3 separate regions of the Homo sapiens genome follow, and regions 2 and 3 are each linked to region 1. Evidence: chromatin loops called from intact Hi-C (ENCODE). Cell type or tissue: natural killer cell. All regions are shown on one strand.

What was found. A loop is a pair of places that touch in the nucleus more often than their neighbours do. Peaks named below come from ENCODE experiments on the same cell type or tissue, not always from the same donor. Only the 100,000 strongest peaks of a DNase experiment are listed, where the experiment ranks them.
Region 2: it touches region 1 in a loop (23-fold over the local background); 2 of 110 quality-filtered maps call a loop at or near these places.
Region 3: it touches region 1 in a loop (8-fold over the local background); 4 of 110 quality-filtered maps call a loop at or near these places.

Annotation. Positions count from the first base shown.
Region 1 is chr12:46,214,221-46,216,720 of GRCh38, reverse strand. The region is part of intron 5 of SLC38A1 (solute carrier family 38 member 1); the gene reads left to right. Among named protein-coding and RNA genes, the nearest start is that of SLC38A1, 54 kb to the left of the region's middle. RefSeq lists enhancers at 151-210, 381-710, 1,272-1,331. In natural killer cell, no CTCF peak of the experiment used is centred here; DNase peaks (open chromatin) are centred at 340, 990 and 1,460; H3K27ac peaks cover 2,500 bases.
Region 2 is chr12:47,390,310-47,392,809 of GRCh38, reverse strand. No RefSeq gene overlaps it. Among named protein-coding and RNA genes, the nearest start is that of LINC02156, 23 kb to the left of the region's middle. In natural killer cell, no CTCF peak of the experiment used is centred here; DNase peaks (open chromatin) are centred at 1,049 and 1,689; H3K27ac peaks cover 1,304 bases.
Region 3 is chr12:47,807,967-47,810,466 of GRCh38, reverse strand. All of the region lies in intron 1 of HDAC7 (histone deacetylase 7), which reads left to right. Among named protein-coding and RNA genes, the nearest start is that of HDAC7, 11 kb to the left of the region's middle. RefSeq lists an enhancer at 1,466-1,535. In natural killer cell, a CTCF peak has its summit at 1,285; DNase peaks (open chromatin) are centred at 1,306, 1,726 and 2,166; H3K4me3 peaks cover 632 bases; H3K27ac peaks cover 2,500 bases.

The sequences.
Region 1 (2,500 bases):
GCCCAGGTCATTTTTTGTATTTTAGTAGATAACGTAGATACGGGGTTTCACCATGTTATCCAGGCTGGTCGCGAACTCCTGAGCTCAGGCAATCTGCCCACCTCTGCCTCCCAAAGTGCTGGGATTACAGGTGTGAGCCACCGCGCCTGGCCAGGATTCTTCTTCTGTGTCTCTTTCCTCACCACTTAAGTCTTCCATTGGCATTGCTTCCCTAGGCCAGAAACCACTATTCCTGTCCTCGAGCCTCACTGAGAGCCTCTGGTCCCTCACTTAAACCTTCTACTCATGCCCTACTTCCTGTTTCCACTGGCTGGCTGTCACACTTGCCTGGAAAACCCCTGAAGCTGTGCTTTCCAACCACACAGACACGGCGACACTAAGTTCTTGGTCTGCATTCTCAGTTGGGTCCTCCCCACAGTCCAGCCCCTCCATCATTTTCAGCTAGTGTTCTAGTCTCTTCAACAATGTTTTCAAATCTTTATACAGGTATTTCCCCTAGAATAATTGGGGGTGGGGATGGAGAAGCAGGGAGAGTTGGTGGAGATGAAAGATGAATGGGAAAGTGCAAGGTGAAGATGCAGGAGGGTTGAGACCCTTGAGAAAGGTAGACTAGAAGTAAGAGGTAGAAGAGGGTGAGGGAGAGGCCAGCAATAGCAGAAAGGAGTGGAGAAAGATAGGCTAGCCCAGAACCGATGCATTTCCTATGGTTTGTCTAAGTTCCTTGTCCTGGATTTTAAATTTTTCTTGTAAATACTCTGCCTCAACAAGCAGTATGTCTGTAAGTTTTGGAGTGAGGGCTGTGGGTTATTAGGAGACAGTGATAGATCAAAGGAGGACTAGTAATAAAGACCACTTTTACCCCAGCTCAAGGAGTTTTTATATGTACTAGCCTGCTTGTTTAATTGAGGATAGTAAAAGTTTTATACTTCTAACTGGATCTAGAAGAGGAAGAATTACATAGTTTAGTAAGCCTCAGATCCCTTTTGGAAGGAGTGAAACATGGGGGAGGGGAGGTTGAAAATAGAATTTAAATATATGTCCTGCTGAAGTAAATAATGCTTGAGGTGGGCAGATCACCTGAGGTCAGGAGTTTGAGATCAGCCTGGCCAATATGGTGAAACCCGTCTCTACTAAAAAATACAAAAATTAGCTGGGTGTGGTGGCATGCACCTGTAATCCCAGCTACTCAGGAGAGGCAGGAGAATCACTTGAACCTGGGAGGCAGAGGTTGCAGTGAGCCAAGATTGTGCCACTGCACTCCAGCCTGGGTGACAGAGCAAGACTCTGTCTCAAGAAAAAAAAAAGTAATGCTTGAGGAAGTCAACCAAAGGAAGCAGATGAGATCTTACTTTTCACACTGGAAGCTAGTCAGCATCCCACAGCAATGAGAATGATTCAGTTGTAAGTGCTTTTCGTCACTGTCACCTTACTTGGGTAGCCGTGGGGTCTGTGTTTACAGGTAACTGAGCTGCAGTGTTGGCACAGCACCTCACCACAGACAGTGTGGCGGGTGATGCACAGCACAGTGTGGTGAGAAACAGAAAGAACTGGAATGTATACACCACAAGGCCAGAGCTTAGGGCTTTCAGTTTTGCTGCTTCCAGGGAGGTCAGTGGACCAGTAGCAGCAGCAGCATCTGGCAACTTGTTAGAAATGCTGAATCTCAGGTCCCGACCCATCCATTTTAACAAGATCCTAATTTGCACACACGTTAAAGTTTGAGAATAGCTGCTTTCAACTTTGCAAGGGAGAGTCATGCTAGGGAGGGCTGGCAACGGTTCTCTCTTTTTTTGGGAGGAATGGGTCCTGGAGAAGTTGAAAGCACTCAGCTGCAAGGCAGCCCCAAACACCCCCATCTGAGCTATTTCTGGATCTGATGCAGTGACGGCTGCTTTACCTCCACCCCTACCAAAGGTTCTGATGCTGTGTTGGGAGGATGTCATATGATTTGTTGCTGTGTAGCTAGGCTTTTAAAATATAGTCTTATCTCCCTTAAAGTGTCCTGAGGTTGGTTTTTGTTTGTTGGTTGTTTTTTTGTTTGTTTGTTTTGGGGTATACTTTATATACAATAAAATTCTCCAATTTAAAGGGTGAGGTTTGTTAAATTTACCCAAATACAGTTGTGAAATCACCACCACAATCATGGTATAGAACATTTCAATCACATTAAATGTTTTGGTTTTATTTGTTGTCACAGCTTTCCACTTTATTAGCATATGGTACTTTTAAATATGAAAATAATAACATTATTCATATAATCTTTGGGTAAATTATGGAAGACCAAATAATTACAATTCTGTTAATATGATTCAAAACATTGACAAATAACGTTTTTCAAATCGATGTTTAGATGTTCGTTGTTTAAAAGATGAGTCAAAATTTTCTTGCAGCAAAAAGAGTAAATATATCTAGGACCACTGTGACAAATCTTTTTCATTTTTTCTTTTTTTGCTCATGCCACTTTGTCTAAGATACTCTCAGGAATCTGTTTAAAAATCAT
Region 2 (2,500 bases), 1.2 Mb before region 1:
TTCTACTTGAGGACAATATTAGTAATGCTGTATACTTCATTGGTGTTGCTGATTCTATTATTATAAATATAGTTTTAAACTACACATTTGTATGTCTTTGTTCGGCTCACTACTGCTCTTTTTTTTTGAGATGGGGTCTTGCTCTGTTGCCCAGGCTGGAGTGCAGTGGTGTGATCTTGGCTCACTGCAACCTCCGCCTCCTGGTTCAAGCAATTCTCCTGTCTCAGCCTCCCGAGTAACTGGGATTACAGGCACGTGCCACCACACTTGATACATTTTTGTATTTTTAGTAGAGATGGGGTTTTGCCATATTGGCCGGTCTGGTTTCGAACTCCTGACCTCAGGTGATCCGACCACCTCTTCCTCCCAAAGTGCTGGGATTACAGGCTTGAGCCACCGCACCCAGCCTCCACTACTGCTTTGAAGTGCCCTCCTTTTGTGCCACACACTGAACTAAAGCACGATGACACTATCTTTCCTGGTTCTCATAAAACCCTGGGAGGAAGGCATTGCTATGCCTGTTTAACAGATGAGGCGTCTGAGTATTGGAGAAAACTCATCTAACTCTTCTTATGTGTAGCAGAGCTAGGAGTTCTGATTGGACCCTCCTGGCATTCTAGCCCAGTTGAGGTCTGACTATTTTAGTGATTTGTTGGGGGATCCTCCTAAGCATAGGTGTATGCTTGCCAAAATAGCCCTCTGTGAGCCTTGGCTTATTCATCCGACTAGCTTTATTAGAGAACCGGATCTCAAGGAGGTGGGTGGGAGGTAGGTGAGAACTCTGGGAGATGGAAAGGGAGAAGGAACAGAAGCAGGCTCTGCAGGGAGGGCCAAATCCGTGCCCTGGCTGGTCACAATGCACCCAGCCCCTCCTAGCATGTAGATGGGAGTGGAAGGAGAGGAAACTGATCCAGCTTCGCTGGACACTGGCCTGGGATGAACAATTAGCCTTCTTCCAAACACGGTGACAGAGACAGACACTGCCAGGGTTCCTCGCCAGACCTCAGAAAACCCACATCCCTTGAACGTCACTGGCTTCAGCCCTCGAGTCTAGTTAGAACAAGGCGATGTTGTCATGGCTGACTTCTGGGCCCCCTGTGCTTTTGCTGGGAAGCACCCACTGCCAGTGTGTGGGTATGTGAGGTGGGGAGTGGCGGCCACAGGGGCAACACATTGGCAAGGCTCACAGCAGGGAGTTGGTTATTGGCTCAGTGCTGGCCTGGTCTGCAGTTGCCTCTCTTTCAGAGACCCCTAAATGTGAGAGGGGATGACCCAGCATCCCTGCTTCTCATCCTTCTTCCTCCTGCAACGCTCCCATGCCCATGAATTCTGATGTTTTTCCTTGTCAGAATTTGCTTGTGGGATCTTCGGACTAAAAAAAACCTTTGAGCTTTATTTTACCCAAAGGTTTTCTCTCCATCCCTTCCTTCTTTCTTTCCTTCCCCACTTCCTTCCTTCCTTCTTTCCTTCCTTCCTATTCTTTCCTTCTTGCTCTCTCTTTCCCATGTTAAATAAATTAACTGGGAGGCCATTAGTCTGAGATAGCCTCAGTACCTCAGGTTCTTACTTAAGAAAACCTTAGCCCAAACTTAATGTAAAACTAAAAGGAAACTTAAGCTTAACGAATCAGAAAATCCACCAACTAACCTCTAACTAGGACTTTCCACTACACCTCATAAAAGTTTCCCCTCTTGCCCCCTAGGTGAAATGTCAAACTGCTTCCTGTCTGGTGCTGACTGAATTACGAATCACTGAATGCTCAAATAAACTCATTAAAGTTTTATTGTACCTAAGTGTGTCTTTTAACATCTGCATATTTTATTATAAGATCTGTCTCCTGGCTGTGTGGTGGCTCACGCCTGTAATCCCAGCACTTTGGGACACCAAGGCAGGAGGATCACTTGAGCTCAGGAGTTTGAGACCAGCCTGGCCAACATGGTGAAACCCTGTTCTACAAAAAAAAAAGTTAGCCGGGCAAGGTGGCTTACGCCTGTAGTCCTAGCTACTTGGGAGGCTGAGGCAGGAGGATTGCTTCAGCCCAGGAGGAGGAAGCTGCAGTGAGCAGAGATCACACCACTGCACTCCAACCTGGGTGACAGAGTCAGACCCTGTCTCAAAAAATAAAAAATCTATATCTATATCTATCTATCTATCTATCTATCTATCTATCTATCTATCTATCTATCTGTCATCTATCATCTGTCTATCTCCCGTGTAAGCCATATGCAAGTATCCTTAAAAAGAAATTTTCTCACAATGACCGTCACCTTAATATAATCTGATATGTAGTAAAATTTGAACTCCCAAAAAAAGGATTTCCCACAATGACTGTATTTCTAGAGGTTTGATTTTGTGGTGTCTGCTACAATATATAGTAATGCATAATTTTATGTCCCAGAGCACATGTGGATTTGCCTGTGACCTATCTAAGGTTGGTAGGACTGCACCCTCTTTACAAGAATAAGCTCTCTCCACCATCAAGTTCCTCATGTTAAATAAG
Region 3 (2,500 bases), 1.6 Mb before region 1:
GGCCTCACTGTGTCTTGCATCCCCTTGTCCCCTTGGTGGTCTCACCTCAGCCACTACTAGGAGGCAGGCTGAGTAAGCAGTCCACGCCAGTGTACCGATGCTAAGCTTAGGTTCTGGAGTCCCAGCAGCTCCACATACCATCTGTGTGACCTCAGCAAGTTTCTGAACCTCTCTTAGCCTTAGTTTCCTCATTTGCAAAATGAGAATAATAACAGTATATAGGCCGGGCGCAGTGGTTCACGCCTGTAATCCCAGCACTTTGGGAGGCCAGGGTGGGTGGATTCAGTGAGTTCAGGAGTTTGAGACCAGCCTGGCCAACATAGTGAAACACCGTCTCTACCAAAATACAAAAATTAGCTGGGCATGGTGGCTTGCACCTGTAATCCCAGCTACTTGGGAGGCTGAGGCAGGAGAATCACTTGAATCCGGGAGGCAGAGGTTGCAGTCAGCTGAGATTGTGCCACTGCACTCCAGTCTGGGTGACAGAGTGAAATTCTGTCTCAAAAACAAAACAAAACAAACAAACAAAAAAACAGTATCTGCCTTACAGAGTTGTGAGGACTACTTGCAATAGTACAATTAAAATGTTTAGTGGGGGCCTGGTGTGGTGGCTCAGGCCTGTAATCCCAGTACTTTGGGAGGCAGAGGTGGGCGGATCACTTGAGGCTGGGAGTTCGAGACCAGACTAATCAACAGGGTGAAACCCCGTCTCTACTAAATATACAAAAATTAGCCAGGCATGTTGGCGCACGCCTGTAATCCCAGCTACTTAGGAGGCTGAGGCAGGAGAATCACTTGAACCCGGGAGGCAGAGGTTGAAGTGAGCCAAGATCGTGCCACTGTACTCCAGCCTGGGTGACAGAGTGGGACTCCATCTCAAAATAAATAAATAAATAAAAATCGCTTAGTGGGAGGATGTTGCCCTCCCCCCGCCAAAAATGCCTAGGATAATAGCCAGCACACAGTAAGCATTAACACATGATTGTTGATCATTATTAATATTATTAATTAATTAAAATAATATAACTATTGTTGATATTGTAACTTAAACATTTCCCTGGCAGTCTTGGGAATGGGCTGCGTGGCCTTGTGGGTGGCACAGGTGAGAAGAGTGAGGAAGGCACATCTCGCTCGGCCTGCAGCTGGGAGAGGCAGAACCAGTGGGCAAAGCAGGAGTAGGGTACACAGAGGGGCAGGGTCTGCATGAGGAGGGCCCAGGAGCTGGGGTGACAAGGAGAGCAAGGGAATGAGTGTGACACCTCAGAGGGGAGAAGGAGCCGCCCCTAGAGGCAGCCTGGGGCGGTGACTGTGCTTCCTGTTGGGGCAAACACTGGCCCTTGAGAAAGACTGGCTCACACTGGCTGCTAAAGGAGCAACTGGTCTAAGTGGGGCACCAGAGGGGTAAAGGCGAAGGGGAGAGATGAAGGCAGAAACTGGCCGACTTATCCCCATGTTACAGATAGGGCCTCAAATCTTGCCTGCTCAGGATGTTTTGCTTATGATAGGAAAGATGGTAGTTAGACATCATGGTGAACTTCCTATCTCAGGGACTGGAGATACTGGAGCAGAGGAGTGAGGATGAATGTGGAACTTATGTCTTTGAGGGCTTTTTGGAACTGAGAAATCTTAGGGTAGTGTGGACTAGGGGAGCCCACTGGCTCAGGAATTCCCTAAGTGGGCAGAGCAGTGCAGGGGCAGGCCAGGCTATAAGCTGAAGGCCATGGGTAATAGGAAGTAGATGCAGGCCCTCCAGGCCTGCCACCGCAGGAAGTAGCTATGCCCTCCCCTTCACAATGGACTTGCAGGGAAGGCTGAGTGGTGGCCCGAGAGGTCCCGGGAGTTGGACAGGGCTGGGAGGACCCCTGTTTTTCTCTGTCAGAGGACAGCAAGGGTCTCCAGAGAGTGCCAGACCCAGAAACCGACAGCCATACGCAACTCAGAATGGCCCAGCTCCCCGGCCTCAGGTTCTGCCAGGTCTTCATCCTTGAGGAGAGGCCACAGGGTGGAGCTGGGGATCTGGGGTGGGGGACAAAGAACCAGGGAGGATGCTTTCCCACCCCCAGGGAGCTCAAGCCGCTGCTGCCATGGTTACATCTGCTTCCTGTTTGATTCATCTCAAACAGCAGAAGTGGAGGTGGGGTGGGGGGGCGACACTGGCTCCCAGCTCAGGCCACTGCTGCGTGGGGCTGTTTACAACAGCCGCATGTGGGATTCCCAGAAAGAGACTCCAAACCGGACATCCTGCGGCTGCAAAATACCCAGGTGTCAAGAGCTAAAAATAGCTGCCTCAGGGCCCCAGCTGCCCTGAGGTGGCGGAGAAAGAGGCATGCTCACTGTTGCCACCCTTACATCCAGCCTCCTGTTTGGTGTGCAGGAGCTTCTCTGTCCTCTTGCCTCGGACTGATGGAGGCCTTCGTCTGGGTAGGCAGACATCCCGGCTGGCTCACCTGGCAGCTGAGCCTCTGCCCTGATGGGCAGCTGGCTCCTCTGCCTATACAGA